5 separate regions of the Homo sapiens genome follow, and regions 2, 3, 4 and 5 are each linked to region 1. Evidence: chromatin contacts called from ENCODE Hi-C or POLR2A ChIA-PET data. All regions are on one chromosome and are shown on one strand. The core of a region is the stretch at or near the end of the contact, and the rest is flanking DNA. Distances in the headings are between cores, read along the strand shown.

Region 1 (4,419 bases), core at 687-3,186:
ACTATTAAATATAATTGTGTCATCTAGAAAAAAGGCTTAACAAGATGATTTCTGTACAACTAGTTCTAAAACTGTGTATGCATTTCATCCTGATAGTTACACATTTCCGTTAATACCCACTAACATTATAAATGTAGTATCAGGAAGCAGGTGTGTTCTTAATTCAAATATTTAGAACATTTTTAGCACTTTAAAAAACTGCAGGTGAACTAATTTTAAAATGTGAATTCAAATACATTTTTATATTTAGGAATCTGAAAAAACAAGTCATTTTGTATTCCCTCTCAAGTTATAACTAAACTATAGGGCACTTAAAGCCATCAGTCAAAACAACTCCCTTTAAAGCATTTTCAAATCTTAAAAAGGTTATTGTGAATTTAATTACATTTTATCCACATTAACTACTTCTACATACAACTATCTTTGAAATTTACTGACAAAAAAAAAAAAAAAAGGAATTCCCAAGAGAGAATGAAACCATGGAAATTGAAACCAGCTTGTAGGCTAGGTATACAGGAGGGTCACATGGAATCCATCTGAAGGAGAAAGTAACTACTATTACTACCGGAGGTTCTGAAGTCAAATTAAATCAGGTACTATTTACATATTTCTAGCTCTGTACTGACCTCACATGGTGCCTTCCTATGTATTACACACAGGCCTAGCTAGGTTTTCACATTTAAGTTAGTGTTACATGGTTTCTATCTTTAACCAAAGTTAAATGTTTTAAAGAATAGAGTAACATTCCATAAGCCTTTTCCCATTGTTCACAAACCCTTGCTGTTAGTCAGATTACCCCGATAAATCCATCTGTTCCCTCTAATTGCTTCCAAAGAAAAATTCTAGCAACCAAGGACACCAGATTGTAAAACACAGAGTTAGAGTTCTGGCACTACCGAAATATGTTAAGAAATCTTGGCAAATTGGTTAAAATTCCTTGAGCCGTAATTACCTCAGTTGTAAAAATGAATACAATACAAATCTACATCCTAGACGTAGATTATATGAGTTAGGTTTAATTAAACACAAGAAAAGCCTCATATTTTTGGTGAGCTCCAAATATAAGCTACCTAGCTTTCCCCCATCTCACTTTCCCTCCCACCGCTTCCCTTTAAGCTTTCAGGTTGTGCTTCCAACCTCCACTTCAGTGTGTTCCCCTTATCCTTACCAGCACTTACACTCGACCCCCTTTACTCCAATTCCATACAATTCCACCCTCCGATTCCAAGCTGCTACTTCCCTTTGCGCACTGCTAAGGTCCCAGGCAGCCCTCCACTCTGCTCCCCACATTTCCCTCAGCCCCCATTTCCCAACGGCTCCTCCTCTCGGCTCCCCACCCCCTCGTCACCAGGTTCATCCTGCCCCTCCAACCGTCTCCCGCCCCCAGGTTCCTTCCTGCCCTCCAAACACAGCTTCCCCGTCTCAACGTTTCATCTTGTTCCTCCAACAGACTCCCCCAACGACCTCCTCGCTCCTTTAGTCCCTATTTTCTCCCAACACTCAACTGACTACTCCTCTTCATCCATTCTTTTCAATATACACATAAATGCAAAGGCACCCACATACAGGAGCCCCCACCCCCACCTTGGTCCTCCATCTTTCCCTTTTATACTTGCTTCCTTTCTTCCTCCTTCCCCCAACCCCCATCTCCTCCGGAAGAGTCGGTTCCCAGGCCAAGGTCTCTCACCTCATTCGGTCACTTCAGTGGTGCCAACCGCTTCATACAGGAAAAAACAACCAATCCGTCCCCGTGGGCGCTTCCCCTGCGAGTCCGAGCACTTACTGGGCACCCGCCCCACCGGGTACCCGGCACATATGCACGCACAAACCGAGGTCCTTGGAGACAAGGGTTGGGGGTAGAATGAGCGTTCTTACACCGGCCTCAAACACAGCCCACTTCAATACAGCCCCTCGCCATTTTGGTTTCCCGCGGACTGCCGGTGCATTCTGGGAGCGCGGAGCGACTCCGGTGCCGAATGGCAGCTCTCCAAAGCCGCGGGGGGGCAGGGACTGCGCGGCGAGCGCGGAGGAACACCGCGCCCTGCGTCCCCGACTGGGGCTGAACAAAGAAGGACTCTTTAACGTTGCAGTGAGGCTCAGTCCTTCCGCCGCCGGGGCTAACACAATAGTGAAAGCTGCGCTCCTGATCGTCGGCAGGCTGGCACTGTTATACAGGAAAAGGGTCGTGTGCGACCTTCGGTGTGCGTGGTCGTAACGGTGCTCTGTGCATCTTGCTGGGCCGATTTCTTTTCCCTGGAGAAAACCTTAACTGAAGCACGTTTCCTCTACTTTCATCCTAAGGCCTGCTGTTAGAATTTCCTTCAGAGGGGAGAAGACCCAGGATGTCGAGATTAAATTTTATTCAGCGATTCACTGTCCAGTCCCAAACTCCTTATCAGGAGCTGCTTTTATGAAAGACTTTCAGACGATTTTTTTCCTAACGATGAAAGGTTGTTTTCTGTTTACCCGCTTTGCAGTCCTTCCTAGTTGTAATGAAATCTGAGAATAGTCCCCTGCAAAATGGTTTAAGAAAACAGAATTGTTTATTAGTGCAGACCCTTAGCCTGCCCAGATTCTGCTGCCTACAGGGGTCCCAACTGACAAGCTGTGAGATTGTATGCTTGTCTCTTTAACTTACACCTAGATACAACCCAGCTCCTCTTAGTAGCCACGTGTGGAATCTTTATTTATAATTTCGTCAAAATATTTTTAAAGCCATTTTATATTTTTGTCCCATATTATGCCACAGGGATAGTGAACACCATATTTTTTCTGTCTCTGAAAAAGTACCTTTTGTGGTCTAAGCTCATTTGGCTCATACTTCAAAAGGGGTTCCCTCAGCCTGTGATCTCAGAATTTGGCAAATAAGCATATTCGTTTTATCCAATACCATTCAATACTTTAAATATTGTGGTCATACCCTTCCACTCCTCTGCTTCTCCTGAATAATAGTCCTAATCTTTTAAGTCTGTCTTCTTACTGTACCCTCACTGTATCTACTTACCTACTACCTTTCAGGTTTCACTTTATTTCAATTCTCATCATCGTCTCTCATAAATTCGTCTTAAGTGACCTTCATACGTTGGCTGAGGAAAATTTTGACTTAAAAAAAGCAGATGCAGCCGGGCGCGGTGGCTCACACCTGTAATTCCAGCACTTTGGGAGGCCGAGACAGGCAGATCACCTGAGGTCGGGAATTCGAGACCAACCTGATCAACTTGGAGAAACCCCGTCTCTACTAAAAATACAAAAATTAGCCAGGTGTGGTGGCACATGCCTGTAATCCCAGCTACTCGGGAGGCTGAGACAGGAGAATCGCTTGAACCCAGGAGGCAGAGGTTGTGGTGAGCCAAGATCGTGCCATTGCACTCCAGCCTAGGCAACAAGAGCAAAAACTCCATCTCAAAAAAAAAAAAAAAAAAGTAGATGCATTCCCATTCAGGAACGTGGCATTAAGGTAAATAAATAAATAAAATATTAAAAAGTAGATGCAGTACAAAAATTAATAAAGATATTGCACAAACAGATATATTTGCTGTGCAGCTAAGCCTAATCAGAGAACATCTGTTTTGGAGAACGTTTGGTCTAAGTTTTCCTCAACATTTCTGTAAAGTGGTCACCAAGCCTCAACTTCAAAATCTTCAGTGATTCAATACTTCAGACGCATTCATTTCCACCTCAGAAACTCTAATAATTTAGGCTCTTTGGCTACACAAAAGTATTCTAATCCCTTATACATTAGAGAAGTAAATTATGCCTCTATCAAAAAAAAGTGTTATTTTTCTGTGCAAACGTGTGAGTACAAAGGTGTAAGCAAACCAAGTGTTCAGAGATTTAAGGACACTCAGGGAGTCACAGTCAAGTATAAAGAATACCTGTCAGCCAGCCACCAGCAACTCACTCCTGTAATCCCAGTACTTTGAAAGGCCAAGGTAGAAGGATCACTTGAGCTGGGGAGTTCCAGACCAGTATGCAGTCTGAGCCACATAGTGAGACCCTGTCTCTACAAAAAATTTAAAAATTAGCTGGGCCCCTGCCTGTAGTCCCAGCTATTCAGGAGGCTGAGGTGGTAGGCTTACTTGAGCCACAGTGAGACTGCCTCAAAAAAAAAAAAAAAAAAAAAAAAAACCTGCTGTAGTTGTGGTTCCTCGGAAATATAGAGTGAACTCTGATCAGAGTAAACTGTACCCTTTATTGTTGTATGTATTTCTGTGATCATCCTTAGGGTGGTTCATAAGTATTCTGGTTCCCCTCTCTTCCAGACACATAGTAAAATTGCACTCTGGCCGGGCGCGGTGGCCACGCCTGTAATCCCAGCACTTTGGGAGGCTGAGGGGGGCAGATCACTTTAGGCCAGGAATTCCAGACTAGCGTGGCCAACATGGCAAAACTCTGTCTCTACTAAAAATACAAAAATTA
Region 2 (4,419 bases), core at 1,032-3,531, 630 kb before region 1:
GGCTAGCTGGCTGAATAATGACAGACACATGGCCCTTTCACTTTCATTGTCCCAGCCAATGGTCAGTCACCTGACAGACATGAATGAGGCCATTTGGACCCATACCATACAAGTATATCTTAAGGGAAAGGAAGCGATAATTAAGCCAGCCTCCCACGATGGCCCCAGAGATCACCATTCTGGTATTCACACCATGTGTAGTTTCCTCCCACACTGCATCAAGGGTGGTCTGTGTAACAATGGCACATGGCAGAAGGGATGATGTGTTGCTTCTGATATTAGTTCACAAAAGCCTGCAGCTTCTATTTTGGGTGCCTTCTCTCTCTCTTTCTTATCATTCATTCTGGGAGAAGCCAGCTTCCACATCCTGAGAACACCCAGTCAGCCCATGGAGGGGTCATATGGTAAGGAACTGAGATCTCCACCCATAGCCTGAGAGGCACTGAGGTCCACAATGAGTGAGCGTGGCAGGAGATCCTATAGCTCCAGATGACCAAAGCCCAGGCTGACAGCCTGAATGTAACCTCTTGAGAAACCCTGAACCAGAACCATCGAGCTAAGCTGCTCCCAGACTCATGATCCAAAGAATATGTGAGATAACAAATGTTTGTTTTAAGCTACTAGGTTTGGGGGTAATTTGTTATGCCAGAAAAGATAACTGACAAAAAGCGTTAGCTAGATAAAGCAGGGGGAGGGGATGGAGTGTTCCAGACAGAGGGAATGGCATGATCAAAGGTCCTCAGGTAGGAGGGAATACAGGACCAGAAGAAACCGAAAGAAGACCAATGCGACAGGAGTTCAGAGAGCAAATGAGGCCGAAAGGTTGGTGGGGTCGAGACCTGCTGGGTGTGGCCTGGGGGTCTTCCTAACAAGTTTGCATTAGGAGCAACAAGAAATCAAATTATTGAGGGACCAGCATTAGGGGCTTCAAGGAAACCCAGATATCCTGGCTAGGATAAAGTCTCTCCCTGCCAATCCTCCAAATTAGTAACTTTGGGTTTTTAGTTTTCCCTACTCAAAGGTGCCCTTCAAGGTCTCCAAGGGAAGAGGCAAAGGGAGACGTAGCAAACATCCAGCATGGTATGGGTAAGGCTTCTCCAGCTCCAGCCATGCCAGGCAGCCAGGCCCAGCAGAGAGCTGTGCTTCCCTGACTGGTCAGGACTGGTCCCTCCAGCAGGGGCAAAGCCAGAAACAAGGGGTACAGGTCCAGGGAGGGAGCCCACTTCTTGATCAGCCTTTCTTGGTTCCCAGCTTCCCAGCTTCCCACCCCCTATCCACCGGGAGTGAGTTTATACTGTTTTACAGAGACTAGGACACTTGAACTCATATTTCATTCTCTCATGGATTTCGTCCAACTGGCCTAATCTTTTTTCTCTAAGTGACAAAGAATCTAAAGATATGGAATGTTCCCCAAAACAACTTTGCAGAAAAGCAAAATAAACACAGCATCGAACAGGCCCATTCATTTCATGAATTGATTATAGAAAGATAATTTCTATTTTTCTTTTAAAAATATATATTTAAGATAGAGATATGAAAAAATTACATGATGATCCATCAAGGAGATACATTCCACCATGATTATGTTATAGCAGCAAAGCCCTAGTCCTAATATAGGACGGTTGAGTTGATCAGATAAAGACTTTTTTCCCAATCTACAATCCTATAGATTGTAAATACAATTTTTAAAAACTACAACAGTTTTCCATTAAACAGCCTTCCTTTTTCTCTTCCCATCTCTAGTCTAGGAGATATTCCCCTCCCTCCTTCTTGCTGTTCCAAGGACAATCAAGGGGGACTGCCTGCTGAGCATTCACTAATGTCAATCCTAATCTAATGCCAGTAAGACATCCTTATACAGGGTCACCCACACTAAGAGAGAAGGCTCTGTGTCCTGGAGCCCCTGGCCAACACCTGTACAGATCAAGACCCACTTCACTGAAGGGCAAGGGACCAATCTGAAGACAGAGTGTGTTGTCAGAACATCAGTGCTTGCTCAAAACCACTTCCCAATTGGGCAGATTCATTGGTCTCTCTTTCCCTTGAGTGTGCTTTGAACAGACCGCAGGCTGGCTTGGAGGGACAGGAAGAAGAAGAGATGCAGCTGTAAATCAGTGTCACCTCTCCAACTCAGGGTCAGAGGAGGAGAATGTGCCCACCTCCAGGAAGGCCTGCTGTTATCAGATGTGCCTGAGCAGTCATGAGCACGCTGCTCTGCTGCCCTGCAGCCTGTGGACTCCCCCTCGTTCTTCTCTTTTGCAGCCTGGAAACAGATGCCCTTGGGAGGGGAAAAGCTCTGACTTCATCGGGGCTCCCAGGCCCTCCCTTTTCCAAACAGAACAAAGCCTACTTAGCTTATCGCAGCACTTCTCCTTGTGATTTTTTTTTAATTGGCCTCTTCACATGTGCAATCGACTCTCCTGATATGAAAGTTGTGAGCCCTGTTTTTGCAAGCCCGAAGCTTAGAAGCTGATCCCCACGAGCATCAACAGAAATCATCTGAATGCTCTAAGTACTGCCAGTGCTTGCTAAAAAATAAAACAGCCTGCCAACCTCCTCCTGCCTGTGTCCTTGGCACAGCCCTGGCGGGGCAAAGGAGCCCCAAGGACCCCATTGTTCTTTGGAAAGAAAGAAGCAACTCCAGCCAATTCAGGTGTTTGGGGGATTATTGAGATGGTCTTTTTTTGTAGATATGATGTGGTGGTGAATAGGGTAAGTTATATAGGGGACTCTATGGTGGTGACATTTGAAAAGATTGAAGAGTGAACTGAAACCGGTTTCTGTGAGCCCAAAGTTTTATTCAGCCAGTACAGTTCTAGAATTTGCTACTAATATGTTTATTTTCTCCCAAAGATCTTCTCCTTTTCTGAGAGTAATGGGACACTGGGGAGAGAACTTATGGACAAAAATATGGGGACAGAAAAGATTATGACAATTTGTAAAGTGTCCACACTGTTGGTTGGATTAGCTATGTGAGATGATGAGGGAGAAAGAGAGAAAAACAGGCAAAACCAAAAAAGGCCCCTTGGAAACAAAGTTAAGATGGTTTTTGGACTCATCCTACCTCCTGTGGGTTTAGCTTAACATCAGTCCCATCTGCCAGAGGCCGGAGGCAAGGTGCTTAGGGGTTTAATTGTTCTGTGAGACCCTGAAGCAGGATGAGAAGTGGCCTGGTGTCAGAGTAGAGCAGTTGGCCCATTACTGAAGGTCATGGTTCAGAAGTTCTCAACTTACTCTTTTCTCTATTCAGGTTCTATATAAGTGAGCAGTAGAAGGATATGGTTATCTCCTTCCTTTATTGTAGCAGTCTGCGAAGTTCCATTTCCTTCTTGAAACCTCTGACTCAATGGCTAGAGGAACCCTCCCGCACCCCTCCCCTCCTGTCTATGCTGGCAACTTTTGAGCCGCCCCCTCGGCTTACCACCTTGCAAAACCTGTCAGATCCATTGCTTTTACACACTGCTATTTACCTCGTTGTTTATTTTGTGTATGTGGGTCATCTGTTGTTTAGGTTAGATTGAAGTCTGGCTGTGTTGGTGTAGTTAGCTTTTGATTATTTCCAGAAGAAAGATAGTACACCATATCCATACAAGCATTTAATATTACGTTGTTTTCTTTTTGATCTAATGTCCAGCTTCAGCCTAGAAAACATCCTGAATGATCCAGGCTTGGGGACCGTCAGAGCTATTATTATTATTTATTTATTTATTGAGACTGAGTCTCACTCTATCACCCAGACTGGAGTGCAGTGGTGCGATCTCAGCTCACTGCAACCTCTGCCTCCTGGGTTCAAGCGATTCTCCTGCCTCAGCCTCCTGAGTAGCTGGGATTACAGGCACGCGCCACCACACCTGGCTAATTTTTGTATTTTTAGAGATGAGGTTTCACCATGTTGGCCAGGCTGGTCTTGAACTCCTGACCTCAAGTGATCTGCCCACCTTGGCCTCCCAAAGTGCTGGGATTACAGGCATGAGCCACCATGCCCGGCCTATTATTATTATTTTAAAGCATAATTATTTAATGCGGATTTTGCATATCTACTGCATTTGATCCCTTTCTGAATAGTTTTCACTGTTTTATTTAATTACTGTACTTCAAAATACAGAAATTTTGGAAAACAGAGAAACACTCTTTGGTGTATATACTTTTAGTATTTTTTTAAATGCATATAGATTTATTTTCTGTTTTCAGCAATAATATTATACAGTTTGTTTTAAACTGTATACTTTTTTTGTTTTTTTGAGATGGAGTCTTGCTGTTGTCACCTAGGCTGTAGTGTAATGGCATGATCTCAGCTCACTGCAAACTCTGCCTCCCAGGTTCAAGCAATTTTCCTTCCTCAGCCTCCCGAGAAGCTGGGATTACAGGCGCCCGCCACCACACCTGGTTAATTTTTGTATTTTTAGTAGAGACGGGGTT
Region 3 (4,419 bases), core at 659-3,158, 600 kb before region 1:
ATCACAGATATGCTTTGACTATTTTTGAAGTTTATGTAAATGGAATCATATAGTATGTACCCATTTGCGGCCAGCTTCTTTCACTCAATATCCTATTTGTAAGATTCACTCATCTTGTTGAGTGTAAATGAGTTCATGCATTCTTATTACTATGTTGTATGTTACACAGTTTATCTCTCTTCTGCTGATGGACATTTGGGTTGTTTTCTTTTTGGCCGTCATAAAGAGATACATTATAAACATTTTTCAACATCTTTTGGTGAATATGTGTATACATCTCTGTTGGGTGCACACTTAGGGGTGGAATTGCTGGGTCATAGGATACATGTTAATTTAGCTTTTCTAGATAATGCCAAGCAGGTTTTTAAAGTGGTTGTAAAAAGTTCATTTTGACGAGCAGTATGGTCAGGCCCTTTAATTTTAGTCATTCTGGGTGGTATGAAGTTAGATCACATTGAAATATCAATTTGCATTTTTGGGATGGTTAATAAATTGAGATATTTTCCATATGTTTATTGGCTTTTTTGAGAAATGCCTGTTTGTCCTCTCTTGAGGACAGTTGAAATATTCTGCCTGTTTTTAATTGGATTTTCTGCCTTATTCTGGCTGATCCGTAGGTGTTCTTTATATATCTGTAAACAAACCTTTTTTGGATGTATGTGTTGCAATTATGTTTTCTCACTCTGCGGTTTGCCTTTTCACTCGTGGTGTCTTTTCATGAACAGAAGCTCTTAATTTTAATCTTGTCCAATGATGAGTTTTTTTTCTTTATATTAGTACTACATGTGTTTAAGACATCGTCTTTGTCTACCCCAAGGTAATGAAGATTTTTTTGGACATTTTCTTTGGATCGTGTTATTGGTTTACTTTTTACCTTTAAAATCCATCTGGAGGCCGGGCGCGGTGGCTCACACCTGTAATCCCAGCACTTTGGGAGGCCGAGGTGGGTGGATCACCTGAGGTCAGGAGTTCGAGACCAGCCTGACCAAAATGGTGAACCCGTCTCTACTAAAAATACAAAAATTAGCCGGGCATAGTGGCGTGCGCCTGTAATCCCAGCTACTTGGGAAGCTGAGGCAAGATAATTGCTTGAACCCGGGAGGCGGAGGTTGCAGTGAGCCAAGATCATGCCGTTGCACAACAGCTTGGGCAACAAGACCGAAACTCTGTCTCGAAAAGAAAAATTCCATCTGGAATTGACTGGGGATGGGGGGATTCAGTTGATCCAGCATCATTTACTGGAAAGAGAGAGCTAATCTGACCCCCAATACAGCACAGCAGCACCTGACATAAATCAAGTGACCACATATTGTAAATCTGTTTTTGGACTTTATTCCATTGGTCAGTTTGTCTATCCTTCTACTATTTCTATGACTTTATAATGGATCTTGATATAAGATAGTGTTAAGTCTTTTCCAGTGGGCTCCAATTTTTCACCCCACCAAATCATCTAGTGCTGAAGTGCCACCGCCAACTCGCACTTTGCTTTCAATACGTCCATACGAGTGCAATTGATTTGCCTGTTCCCGTGGATGGTTCATTTGTGGTTACCTGGGGCTTTGTCTCATCAAAGCCCTTCACATTGAAAGCCAGCCAGGTGTCTGCAGACGAGCAAAGCAGATCTGTTGGGTAATTAAATAACGCGGGGAAGGGGAAGGAGTGGATTCGACGAGGCTGTCTCTGGAGAGAGCTTCAGAAAGGAAGTGATCGAGCTATACTTGAGGACTGGCTCCTTGGGGAGATACGAAGAGAGCCAAACTCTAAAATCCGGGCAGAGGAGGGCCTGGCTAGGTCACCGAATGTAAATGTCTCGGGGGGTTCCGCAAGGCAGCGCGAATCGGCTCGCCGGGGTGGGGCCGCGGAGCCGCAAATCACCAGTTGAGGGCCGGAGTGCGCGCCGCCGGCTCAGAGCTGCGCCTGCTGCTGGCCGGGCGGGGGACGGGGCCGGGACCGGAGCCGGAGCTGCGGGGCGCACCGGCTAGACGCGCGCGGGATTCTCGGCGGGCACGCCCCGCGGACCATGAGCGTCCCCAGCTCCGGGAGCAGCCGCGGCGCGGGCGGTGCGAGGCCGGCCGCGCGGCGCCTTTGAGCCCCAGCCGGAGGTCCAGAGATCCTGAGAGCCCGAGCGCCCAGCGCCGCGCCGGGAGGTGAGTCTCCGCCGCGCGCCCAGCGTCCTCGGGGTGCTGTTCCTCCCGGGGCGCCTGGGCCTCCCCCACCCCGGTGAGGACACGCTAGGAAGTTTGTTGGACAAAGTTAGGCTCTGGGGAAAGTAGAGCCGGCGTTTGTTGGTCCCTACCCACCCCCGCCAGCGGATTTGGCGTTGGGGGCGGGGGTGACTGAAGTGGGGCTGGGGCTTGCGCTCTCCAGGCCCTCCGAGCGCGCTGGGACTCCCCGAGACGTGGCCCACGGCGGGGAGCGCTCAGCGATTGGCGGCCAGGCATCTTGCTCGGTGGCACTCGAGCGGCATCTTCCCGGGCGCTGGCCTCGCCCGACCCCCTGCCCGTCGGAGCTGCTCTGCCGGCCACCCCGCCCTGTCCCGCCCGTCCCCTCTTCGCAGAAGCCGGCCGGGGTCGGGCAGATGCGAGGGCCCAGAGCGCTCTGGTGGAAGCCCAAGGCTCCGAGGAGGCGAGTTTCTCCGGTAATCTCTTGGGAAGTTTGCAAAGAAAGCGAAGGAGCCTGCCCTGTAACTGTTGACAACATCTCCCTCCCTCTCTCCCTTTGTTGAGAAAGAATGAATAGTTGGTTGTGTTGCTCCCTCTGCGTCGCGGTGGGGAGAGGCGAGGGAAGGCAAAGGAAGGGAGGGACGGTGGGAAGGAGGTTCCGATAGATCGTACAGCCCAACTGTCCTTACCCACTTAGGCCGCTGAGGGCGCCGCCGCTTTAAAACGGTGTAATCAGGTGTAGACACTCGTCGAGGAGGAGGTTGAGCGGACTCCGAAGCATCTGGCAAGGCGGCGTGTTCCGTGGGGCGGCGGGTCGGGTCATGGTTGGGGTTAACTCGCTTGAAGCAAGGTGCAAAGGAGAAAAACCATTTTCCTAACCTCATATCTGTTTTCGCTTAAAGCTGTTAGCTGAGATGGAAAGTAGAGCCGTGCATTCAGATTGTTTTAAACCTTGACTTTATCTCCCAAGGCTACACAGACCTCCCCAAGGAAAGTACGCTGGCCGAGGGAAGGTCATTTTGGGAGCTGATAGCCTCCCTTGTGTTGCCTGGGACTGAGTTGAGATCCTGGAGGCTGGGAGAGGCCTCAGTGCTGGGGGTGGGGCCCAGCTCAACACAGGTCCAAGTGGGAAGGGGCTACCCGGGTAACAATGGGAAGCCCACAGGCAAAGCGCTTGTCTGCGGGCGTGCCAGGGGGTATTGAGGATAACGTAAAGACCTTGCCAAGCCAGGGGATCCCACACCACTCCAACTCCAACTTTCTCTAAAGTGCTGCTGAGAAGGCTGGCATTTCCAGGATGACTAACCAAGGTCTAAATCTCCTGTTCATATAGGCAGAACTGCTTGTCAAATGGATGCTAATCTTAAGAACCTTATCGGGTAAATCCTGTACTGTGTTGCTTGAAATACAATCCATGGAGGAATTATTCATACTTGAATCATTTGGCTAGACTTCATAAGTTTACTTCAAAAATAAAGAGATACTCTTAATTCCTAAACCCAAGCAAAACTTCATTTTAAGTGGATAAGCCAATTGAATATGTGTGGTTGTTTCATCTCCTCTCTCCATCTGACTCTCCAGAGAAGTTATAAAACTACAGATCCAAGTTGTAAATTCTCTGTCATGGGGCAGCCGAGACGGTTACATTTCCAGAGTTTAAAATATAATGAAAAGTTCTTAAAGCTCACATCAGATAACCATTATGAGTTAAACTTGAAAATATCCCGTTTCAGAAATAAAAGAGTAAAATCCAAACAAGTGGGCTGCTTATCTCTGCCTCAGCTTGCAAGATCATCAGTTTCTTTGAGACATCATTGTAAAGCAAGTGAGTTGGGCCTCAGTTCACAAACATTTCAAAGCCCAGCGACTGACCAGGCCCAGGAAGGCAGCACATGTGGTAAAGTTTGTCAGCCTCGCTCTTGTTCCTGATGTTCACATGAGTCTCAGATTTTCATATCAAGATGCAGAGTCTTTGACTTTTGTATAATATTTCAAAATCTGGCATTAGACTGAGTCAGGACATTGTGTTTGTTTTCCTGCACAGTAGAGAGAAGTCAGATGGCCAGAGTCTCACCTGGGCTTTTTTCTAAAGACTGCATGTAGGCTCACTTGGTTTGCCTGTACGTGTGTCTGTGTCTGTGTCCGTGTCCATGTCCTACTTGGCTTGGTGTCTTTGCATCTATTGTTCTAGGTTAAAACGTTTCCCTCCCCATCCTTCCCAGTTGCAGTCTTCATTTGTGAACTCTCAGAGTTACTT
Region 4 (4,419 bases), core at 999-3,498, 590 kb after region 1:
AGGAGGATCATTTGAGGCCAGGAGTTTGAGACCAGCCTAGGCAACATAACGAGACTCCATCTCCACTTTTTTTTTTTTAATGTCTCAAATCTTCTGTTGTAGGGAAATTCTGATCTATGAGAGGCTGCTTGAAATAAATGGGCTACTGGCCAAGGCTTGGAAATGTTTGTGGTATGAGAAGGTCAGTTGTTATTTGGCATCGACAGATACATTATTATTGCTATTTAGAAACAATTAGTTTCTAAATATTTGAAACAATTAGTTTCAAATTATTGAAAAGGCAGTAAATGTAAAATTATTCCTTTGGAAAGACCCTATTTATAGAAAATTGTGCCTCAGGTATACATTTTGCTTACCATTAGATCTATTTCAATTCCAAAGGAATATATGGAGGGAGAGGGAGTATTTGTAGCTTCTAAAAATGTTCATGGAGGGGTGGCTTATTCTCTTTGCCCTTAGTTTAATAGAAGCAAGAGGTAGTTTGGAGTAGCAGGAAGTCAGAGATGGGTTCATTGTATCGTTATTTCTAGTCCTAGCTCTTCACTGTCCTTGGCAAGGTTCTTAACCTCTCTGGGTTCCCCTCTTCTTACCTTTCTCCTATTCTTCCCCAAGTGTGGGAGTCACACTTCAACACTATACACCCGGGAGTGTTGTGTTGTTAAAAAGTATTGTTAAATACTTTTTAAACGTGTTGAATACTTGTTAAATACTTTTTAAATGTGTATTTATTTATTTGAGTTAGTACTACATACACATGGTTCAACATGTAAAAGACATAAAGGGAAATTCAGTGCCATCTCCCTCCCACCTGCTCCTTTCTGCGTGTCCCTGTTCCAGTTCTCAGTTTTCTTTTTCAAACTCAGAAATCCCAAGAGTCTGTGAAGGGCAAATGAAAAGCAAAATGACTAGACTAAATCTGAATGAAAGGGATTTATTCTAAGGTGATACTGCTCACTGCTCAAGGTGCTTATCTGCCCCCTTCATGGGCTCCCTCAAGTTTTCTGAGACTTCAAACAGCAACACTCAACTAAACTATAAAATAGTCACAGCACCTTTTCGAGAAATTTTGACTTTGAACTTGCTAATATGCAAAGGAAATAGTCCAACCATTTCTCTAGAACTTGGTTGATAAGAAATTTTATTTTGTCCCATTTATAATTTTATTCTAAAAATTTGTTTTTTTCTGCTATCGAGTAGGAGAGAAGGGAATAAGGGAAAGATTTGTTTTTGCACTACTGTGAGATTTTTATACCTTAGGCCAGGACAAAGCACACAAGAAATAAAATATTAACAAAATGTCCTTAATTTTCCTTTCTGACCAAAATTGCTTGCCTCTGCATTTATATATAAAGAAGGGATGTGTTGAGCAAATGAAGGAGGACAGCTAGGCAGACAAGATTTGCCCAGCGCCTGGCATACAATAGGGGCACAGGTCATTGCTTAACAAAACGTATAATTTATTAATACATGCTCGAAGCACTGCTATACTAACCAAATATTCCCTGCAAAATTTTAAATTTACAGTGCAAAATAAGAATAATTTAAAAACTGTTTCTAGAAAAAGAGCTTTAAGGGCTTCCCCCCCCATAACAATTTAAGATTAACCTAGAACATGGTAGTTATTTTGCAAGAACTGGGGAGCACCACTCTCTTCTCCTTGTGCATGTCTGACATTGGAGGCCTATTGTGCACGAAGTTGTGATCAAAATCCAAGTCAATTCATTTTGAAAAGTAACATGACTACAACATCCATCCACTCCAATGAGCAAAGGGTGTAGGCTTTGAGTATACACAGCAGGCCACACACTATGGGTCATGGCATACAGTCTAGCGTTGGAGGTTGCTGCATTTGTTCATGTATCTATGAGTTAGGTTTTAAGTTTTTTCCCCCTGTTCTATTAATATAATTAATTAGTTAATTAACCCCACTCATTCATTTACTCAGTCCACAGCCTTTTGTTAAGAGCCCGCCTAGGACATAAAGATGAAGATCCAGTGCCTACCCTCATGAAACATAGAATCCGAGCGAAGAAGGCTTACTTTGCAATAGTCATCCAAGTGGTGCTTTTATGGCGCTTTACTGCTCCCGCCAACACCCAGTGCCTGGGTATGACCTCAGGCGGTGGCAGAGCCCGCGTGCGAGGTCCCGCTCTCCCTGGCTTGCCCCGGCAGGGCGGAGTCAGCCTAGCAGCCGCCGGCGCTGCCCCCGCGCGGCCTTTAATTTTGCAGCTCCGACCACCGGAAATTAGTCGAAGGCTGAGCGGACCCGGTCGAGAGCCGGCGAGCTCCGCGCAGGGAGGGTGCGCCCACCGGTCCCGCCGGGCGCCCGCGGGACGCGCCGCCAGGGCCCTCTCCGCCGGGGGCTCGGCGCTCGCCCACCTCTTCCAAATTTAACCATTACCTAAATCCGAAGGGAAATGAGCAAACCTCTCGGATTGGGTGTCAAGGTATTTTCAGCCTCGTTGGGCGTATTTATCCCCAAGTGTTTCCACAACAAGCTATTTCGGGGCCTGCGGGGCAGGTTTCGCTCTGCGGACGCCGTGGCCACTCGCCGGGCTCCAGGCCGGCGGCACCGCGGGCCGGTGATTCACGGTCCCGACCCGGGGGTGGTGCAGCCCTAGGAGGCGGCGGGGTCGGGGGTGGGGGGGGCGGGTGACCGAGGCCTGAGGGGCGGGGAGGGTCCTCGGAGCGGGGCGCCCCCCACCCCTCTCTCGCCAGTCAATCTGTGTCCTCAATCTGTGGCTTCTCTCGCTGCGGAAGTCTCCCTGGAGCCAAGAATAGTTCATTTTCTTTCAAGTCATTTCTAGTGCCTAAGTGTCCGGACCTCCAATTTCCCCCATCCCCTGCCGACCCACAGGGAGAGAACTGGGAGGACTACTAAGGGGCGCGCGGGACGGGCTGGAAAGGCCAGGCCCCCCACCGCCTGGCCACTTGCGCAAAGGAGCGCGCCCGGCCGCCCGACGGGGGTTGGGAGCAGGTCTGGGAGGGCTATGCGAGCGACTCAGTAACGCTCAGGAAGTGAAGCTTGTGGTTTTGGGGGCTGAGCTCGGAAGGAGAATTTTTTTTTTTTTTAAGTCAGAGAGATAGAGCGGTCTCTCCCGAAAGCAAGATTCCGTTTGAAAACTCTCCTAGCGCGGTGCCCGCGCCGTGACTCCGCAGGTAGGTCCGCCGAGCCTGTTCTGCGCCTCCTGCCCTGGTGGGGGCGGCCGCGGGGACTCGCAGAGCACTGGCACTGCGGGGGCGATCAGAGGGCGCGGGCGGTTTCCCACCTGCTGCGGACCGCCGTGCGGGAGCCCAGAGAGCTCCGGCAGCTGGGTTAGGGCGCGACCCGCGCAGTGTGACTGGAAATCTGGAGCTGGGGGCGCGCAGCAGGCGGTCTGGTGGTTCGGCAGGGGAGCCAAATCCACCAGGGAAGGAAACATCTGGTGGGGAGGCGGCGGCAGCTGCGCTCGGGAGGACGCCCCCTTAGCGCCCTCGGCTCCCTCCTTCCTGGGCCCGGACGGTGAGGAGAGGCCTGAGCGCGCGGAGGGGCCGCCCCACCTCCCGCGCCAGCTGCAGCGCGGGGTTGCCTTCCCACGCGCTCGGCCCAGGCCCCGGGGCCCCTATCTCCTCCAAACTCTGTCGCTCCCCACAGGAACCAGCAAAGCGGGCCGGGGTGCGAGAGAGGCGTGGGCTTACAGCCCGGGTGGGGAGGCGGCCTCCGCGTCCGCCTGGTCTCTGGTGGCGCCAGCCCAGACCCAGCTCCGGCGCTGACAGTTACCCCGCCCCCATCTGTCCCGCTCCCAGCCAACGTGGGTCCAAGCTGCAGCGGGACCCTCGGGACAACGCCACTCCGTTTTTCTTTTCTTCCGAGTTTCGTGGCTGTTTAAAGAATTGGGTTTGGGGTTTGTGGCGTCTAATTGTACGGACGAGAAGTGCAGGAAGCGACAAAGCTCTAGCCCTAGGAGCCACCCCGGAGGGAGGCGGATGGCACTCTCACCCCTAGGGGCATTCTGGCGCTTGGGTAGCGGGAAACTTCGCGGGAGCCCCGCGACACGTCCCAGGCGTCTTTTCTCCCAGGTCTATTCCCATTCCTCCGGAGAAGGGGACACAATGGGGCTGGGGATCTGGAGCAGGGGGCCTGCACCCTACAGGGACCAAGGCCTGTAGGACTCGTTTGAGCTGAGAGCGCCAACGGACAGACGTAGACTGTGTGGCCTGCATCTTGCCTAGGAAGCCGAGGGGCTCCTAGTCCGGCAGTGGAAACAGCGCGAAGCCGGAGGACTGCAGGTCCTGCCCCGGCCCAGAGTTCCCAGCACCCTCGTTTCTGAACCAGCCGAGGCCACGGAGAACTGCTGTACTGCAGCTCACGTGTGAACCCGGTCACCATCGCCTTCACCCCGGGAGGAAGGCAGATTCGTTTACTCCAGACCACCTCGA
Region 5 (4,419 bases), core at 657-3,156, 510 kb before region 1:
AGCCAGAGCCCCATCTAAAAATCAGCCCCTGAGTTACTCTTCAGCTAGCGCTCCTTATGGGCCAATGTGCAAAGAAGCACTAGAGGATGAGAATCTAGCCCTAAAATTCCAGGGCTTTGTTGTTGTTGTTGTTGTTGTTGTTGTTTGGTGGAAAAGGATTTGGAGCTATTTCTTTGCTGACGTGCAAAGTAGTGTAATAGGCCGGGCATGGTGGCTCACGCCTGTAATCCCAGCACTTTGAGAGGCCAAGGTGGGTGGATCGCTTGAGCCCAGGAGTTTGAGACCAGCCTGGGCAACATGGCAAAACCCTATCTCTAAAAAAAAAATTACAAAAATTAGCCAGGCATGGTGGCACGTGCCTGTTGTAGTCCTAGCTACCAGGGAGGCTGAGATGGGAGGATCGCTTGAGCCCAGGAGGTTGCTTGAGCCCAGGAGGCCAAGGCTACAGTGAGCTGAGATTGCACCACTGTGCTCTAGCACAGTGAGACCCTGTCTCAAAAAAAATAAAATAAATAAACATTTTTAAAAAGTAGTGTGATAAGTAATAATTTTGTGGCTCCCATGGGGGTTTGAAGGACAAGCTGGGAAACTTGGGAGAACCACAGGGACACAGCCTTTTTCTGTTCATGGGACTTTCAGCAAGCGGTTCCTGGTCAGCATGCCTGGTCTTGCTGGGAACTGGGCAGGTTTCCAGGTTCAGTTCACATGTTGTAAGCAGGCATGGTTCTAAATTAAACCTGGAGCCACCGCTGTCCACCCAGCACTCACTGCCATGGCCACTGTGCAACGCCGCAGACCACTGATTCTCAAACATCTGAGGTGAAGGACCAGGGTTGTCTTTTTAAATTTGTTTCACTTTCCTATCTGTCATAAAAATGAAATATTAGAAATGTGAAATAAAGACAGACTTCTGTTATTAGATTCAAGAGACATAAAATTGCTCTGTCCATTTGCCCTAAAAGTTTCTAAAGACTGACTCAATTCCTGAACATGAGTTTACCAACAGCAAAGAAGTTAGGGCCATCGCTACCAGCCCAAGGACTGTGCTTTGGGCCTCACTGCCCAGAGGCCCAGGATCTAAGGCCAGAAGGGAACAGCTGCCCTCCCCACGCTATGTCAGGACAGTCCTGAAGGAGAATGAGGAAGCTCTCCGCTGGGAAGAGAGCAGGCTGGGCTGCTGTGTCTTGCTGTCTGTACATCTCTCTGGCCCTTCCTGCCCAGCTGCTTGAGTAGACTGGTAAAAGGAACCTCTTGGTGGACTCTCCTACCATAGTCCCCATGTGCAGGTGAAAATTTTATTACATGGTTGCGGCCGGAGAAACGAAAGGTCACAGCTCTTTGTAATCATTATCCAGGCTCCCCTACCTGAATGCAGGCTGTAGCATAACTGGTTGGATTAGTGAAGCAGGCGGTCACCTCCAGCTGGCATGGCCTGGTGTGGCCTGGGCAGGGTGAGCTCATGGTTGACTCTGTGTTGCAGTTCTCCAAGGAGAGGCACATCATGGACAGGACCCCCGAGAAACTGAAGAAGGAGCTGGAGGAGGAGCTGCTCCTGAGCAGCGAGGACCTGCGCAGCCATGCCTGGTACCACGGCCGCATCCCCCGACAGGTACCTGGTCTTGTCCCTTCCAGAGCATACACGGCTGCTCTCAGGCAATGTACAGATTGATGACCCGCAGGGTCCCACTCCGAGGCCACATGGGCGGAAGCACCTGTGTAACCAAAAACAAATACTCTAAAAATGACTTCATTTAGACCCTTCTCTAAGAAGACCTTGGGAAGAGCTGAGGTCAAGAACCCAAAGCACACATCCACATGTTCAGGAAGTGAAGGGACAGCCAGCGCTCCTGGGGTCTGCAAGCACAGCGTTGTGGGAGGCAGCAGCCACAGAGTCAGTAACCGGAAGAACTAGGAGGGCGGGCTGTGGCCCAGGTAATTGAACTCTTGGCCAGCTGCCAGCAGCCTCAGACCATTTGCAGCCCCTCCTTCTCAAGGCAGTGGCTTAGCTTCGGGAGGAGAGAGGGCAGGTGGCCCAGATCAACAAGGCTGCCTCTGCCCCATTGAGCTGGCAGTTATTCACACTCTCCATCACTTCCCTACTGGATCCTGTGACCCAGAGGTGGGAAAAAAGGGGAATTAAACCCATGACCACAGACTCATGGCCCAGAATATACTTTGTGATCGTCATTTGGGTGATTGCCATAAATAATGTTTTTTCATTTAATACTGTAAAAATTGAAAAATAGAGTAAGTCTGCAGAATTGAGGCATAGAATTTCCCTTGGGTTTTTATTGTAAACCTGATCTGGCCAATCATTAACCAAGGACAACATGACAGGAAGTGTGTGGACAGGGGCTGGGGGGAAGGGCATCATGTCGTAAGTTTTTTTTCTTTTTTTTGAGACAGAGTCTTACTCTATCACCCAGGCTGGAGTGCAATAGCACAATCTCAGCTCACTGCAACCTCTACCTCCTGGGTTCAAGCGATTCTCCTGCCTCAGCCTCTCTGGTAGCTGGGATTACAGGTGTCCACCACCATGCCCTGCTAACTTTTATATTTTTAGTAGAGACGGGGTTTCACCATGTTGGCCAGGCTGGTCTCGAACTCCTGCCCTCAAGTGATCCACCCACCTCAGCCTCCCAAAGTGCTGGGATTACAGGCATGAGTCACTGTGCCCAGGCTTTTTTTTTTTTTTTTTTTTTTTTAATGTAGTAGATTTCTTGGCACAATCAAATAAATAATTATTATTCTGACTTTGTTTTTTTAAGTTTAAAATTGATTGTAGAAAACATAGATAGCAAAAAGAAGGAAATTAAACTCTTATCCATAATTCTCCTCATAATTCTCCTGGGGATAACCACGATGAATACTTTTGTGTACATACATCCTCCCGGGCTTTTTGAAATCAAGTATGAGATTGTACTACATATACTTTTTTGGTAGCCCATTCTACTCACTTACTATGTCCTGGGAATTTTCACCCACTGTAGAATATTCTTCTGCACCAGCCTACATTGTATGTCTGTCCACGGTATGCATGCACTACAATTTACTGGACACATAGGGTGTTTCTAATACTCTGACCAATATCCTTTAAGATTGCTGTGTTCATACCTACAATTATTTTCACAGGCTCAATTCTAAGAAGTGGCATTTCTATGTGAAAACATTTTTAAGGCAAAGATGCAATTTTAAAGTAACCATGGTAGCCTACTATTTTGACCTAACAGAAGTATACTGTTGATCAAATGTTGGAATGTTCCAGAAAAATTGTCAGAATTATAAAACCGATACTATCACCACCGTCCGTCTCCTTATCATGGTCATTACATTCGTTTACTACTTGCATGAGTATTAATTTTCAGTGATAAATCGTTCCAAACTGGATAACTGAACACTATAACCATAACCGTAATAACGAGTTATTGCTAACATTTTAGCCCCTTAAATCTTTGTAGCCATTCTATAGGTAATATTATCATTTGTGTTTTTCAGATGATATAAGTGAGCCACAAGGAGATTATGTAATTTGTCCAGAGTCATACAGCTGAGCCAGGATGCAAACCCAGGTGGTCAGGCTACAGGAACAGCCAGGCTGCACCACATTATAAATTCTCCAGTTGCTGTAAGCAGCAGCATCATGCTTGTTAACTATTTTTGAGCATCCACTGTGTTCCAGTGCTTACATATGTTATGTATACAAATACATAACCCTGATAGTAACTGTAAGATGAGGGACCCCAGCCTGACTTTGTTCTAGGCCTTCTAGCCAGTAATTGGTGTGTCCAGAATCTATACCCCAGTCCTGCATGTGGACTCCTCCTCCCCACTGGCCAGGCCTGGAGAGGGGCATCTTAGGAGAGGGCCCCTAGGATGACTTCTAGACACCAACAAATACCCTTCTTTCTCTTCACTCCACTTGTTGGGGAGGGAAAATCAGGCCTGCCAGGCACACATTTTCTCATTTCTTATTTCCTGTTTCATTACATCATTCAGGTCTGTATAAACGTCATGTTCTTGTGACACCTCCCCAACCACCCTATTTTACTGGACAGCCCTCATCCCCTCCCCGGCACTTCCTGCCTCCTTTCCTGGTTTACTTCTTCCCTGACCTTACAGCTGACATACCATAGCCACTGGTTATTTATCCTCACTAAAACAGAAGCTCCCCACCAAAAACAGGAGCTCCATAAGGTGGGCTCTTGTGTGCCACTGTCACCACTGCATCCCCTGAGCCTGCAGTGGTGCTTGGCACGAGTAGGTGGTCAGTGAATAGTTCTTGAATGAATGATTGGCTCTTCTATGAATTTGATCTTTGAAAAACTAAAGAGCTGACCCAAGAAGAGACATAGTAGCATTGTCTTCTGTTGGCCCAGAGAAGTGGGTAGCCATAAGCTTTTAGAAGGAATGTGAATTTGC

What was found. A loop is a pair of places that touch in the nucleus more often than their neighbours do. ChIA-PET counts read pairs that join two places held with the same protein, here RNA polymerase II (POLR2A). Pooled maps may share reads with other maps.
Region 2: a loop to region 1 is called in a pooled map, with 2.8 times the contacts of the local background. The contact joins the enhancer-like site here to the promoter of MTF2 in region 1. A Hi-C loop is called at or near these places in 3 of 37 single-sample maps with no recorded cell type and 9 of 50 pooled maps. POLR2A ChIA-PET finds 5 or more read pairs at or near these places in 1 of 52 experiments (K562).
Region 3: a pooled map shows a loop between it and region 1 (6-fold over the local background). The contact joins the promoter of BCAR3 here to the promoter of MTF2 in region 1. A Hi-C loop is called at or near these places in 1 of 37 single-sample maps with no recorded cell type and 7 of 50 pooled maps. POLR2A ChIA-PET finds 5 or more read pairs at or near these places in 2 of 52 experiments (B cell and WTC11).
Region 4: a pooled map shows a loop between it and region 1 (10-fold over the local background). The contact joins the promoter of GFI1 here to the promoter of MTF2 in region 1. A Hi-C loop is called at or near these places in 2 of 37 single-sample maps with no recorded cell type and 8 of 50 pooled maps. POLR2A ChIA-PET finds 5 or more read pairs at or near these places in 2 of 52 experiments (OCI-LY7 and Panc1).
Region 5: a loop to region 1 is called in a pooled map, with 26 times the contacts of the local background. The contact joins the promoter of BCAR3-AS1 here to the promoter of MTF2 in region 1. A Hi-C loop is called at or near these places in 8 of 50 pooled maps. POLR2A ChIA-PET finds 5 or more read pairs at or near these places in 4 of 52 experiments (GM10248, HEK293, HEK293T and 1 more).

Annotation. Positions count from the first base shown.
Region 1 is chr1:93,076,800-93,081,218 of GRCh38, reverse strand. It overlaps MTF2 (metal response element binding transcription factor 2), which reads right to left and starts at 1,936. Exons shown (of 15, transcript NM_007358.4): 1 at 1,688-1,936. The coding sequence starts at 1,692. RefSeq lists enhancers at 1,893-2,187, 2,124-2,373.
Region 2 is chr1:93,706,998-93,711,416 of GRCh38, reverse strand. It overlaps a transcript of BCAR3 not described here. Among named protein-coding and RNA genes, the nearest start is that of BCAR3, 27 kb to the right of the region's middle. RefSeq lists enhancers at 100-149, 3,536-3,585 and silencers at 70-364, 3,266-3,395. Within about 2 kb of position 2,281, at least 11 of the 41 ENCODE cell types and tissues checked have a DNase peak (open chromatin) inside an H3K27ac peak, as active enhancers do.
Region 3 is chr1:93,679,326-93,683,744 of GRCh38, reverse strand. It overlaps BCAR3 (BCAR3 adaptor protein, NSP family member), which reads left to right and starts at 1,908. Exons shown (of 12, transcript NM_003567.4): 1 at 1,908-2,147. RefSeq lists a silencer at 1,886-2,165.
Region 4 is chr1:92,484,754-92,489,172 of GRCh38, reverse strand. It overlaps GFI1 (growth factor independent 1 transcriptional repressor), which reads left to right and starts at 2,248. Exons shown (of 7, transcript NM_005263.5): 1 at 2,248-2,447. RefSeq lists enhancers at 2,042-2,091, 2,992-3,141, 3,064-3,664, 4,265-4,419 and silencers at 2,212-2,421, 2,512-2,621, 3,242-3,291, 3,492-3,671.
Region 5 is chr1:93,589,455-93,593,873 of GRCh38, reverse strand. It overlaps BCAR3-AS1 (BCAR3 antisense RNA 1), which reads right to left and starts at 1,906. Exons shown (of 4, transcript NR_034091.1): 1 at 1,366-1,906. It overlaps BCAR3 (BCAR3 adaptor protein, NSP family member), which reads left to right. Exons shown (of 12, transcript NM_003567.4): 4 at 1,481-1,609. RefSeq lists enhancers at 1,544-1,703, 1,210-1,710, 4,196-4,419.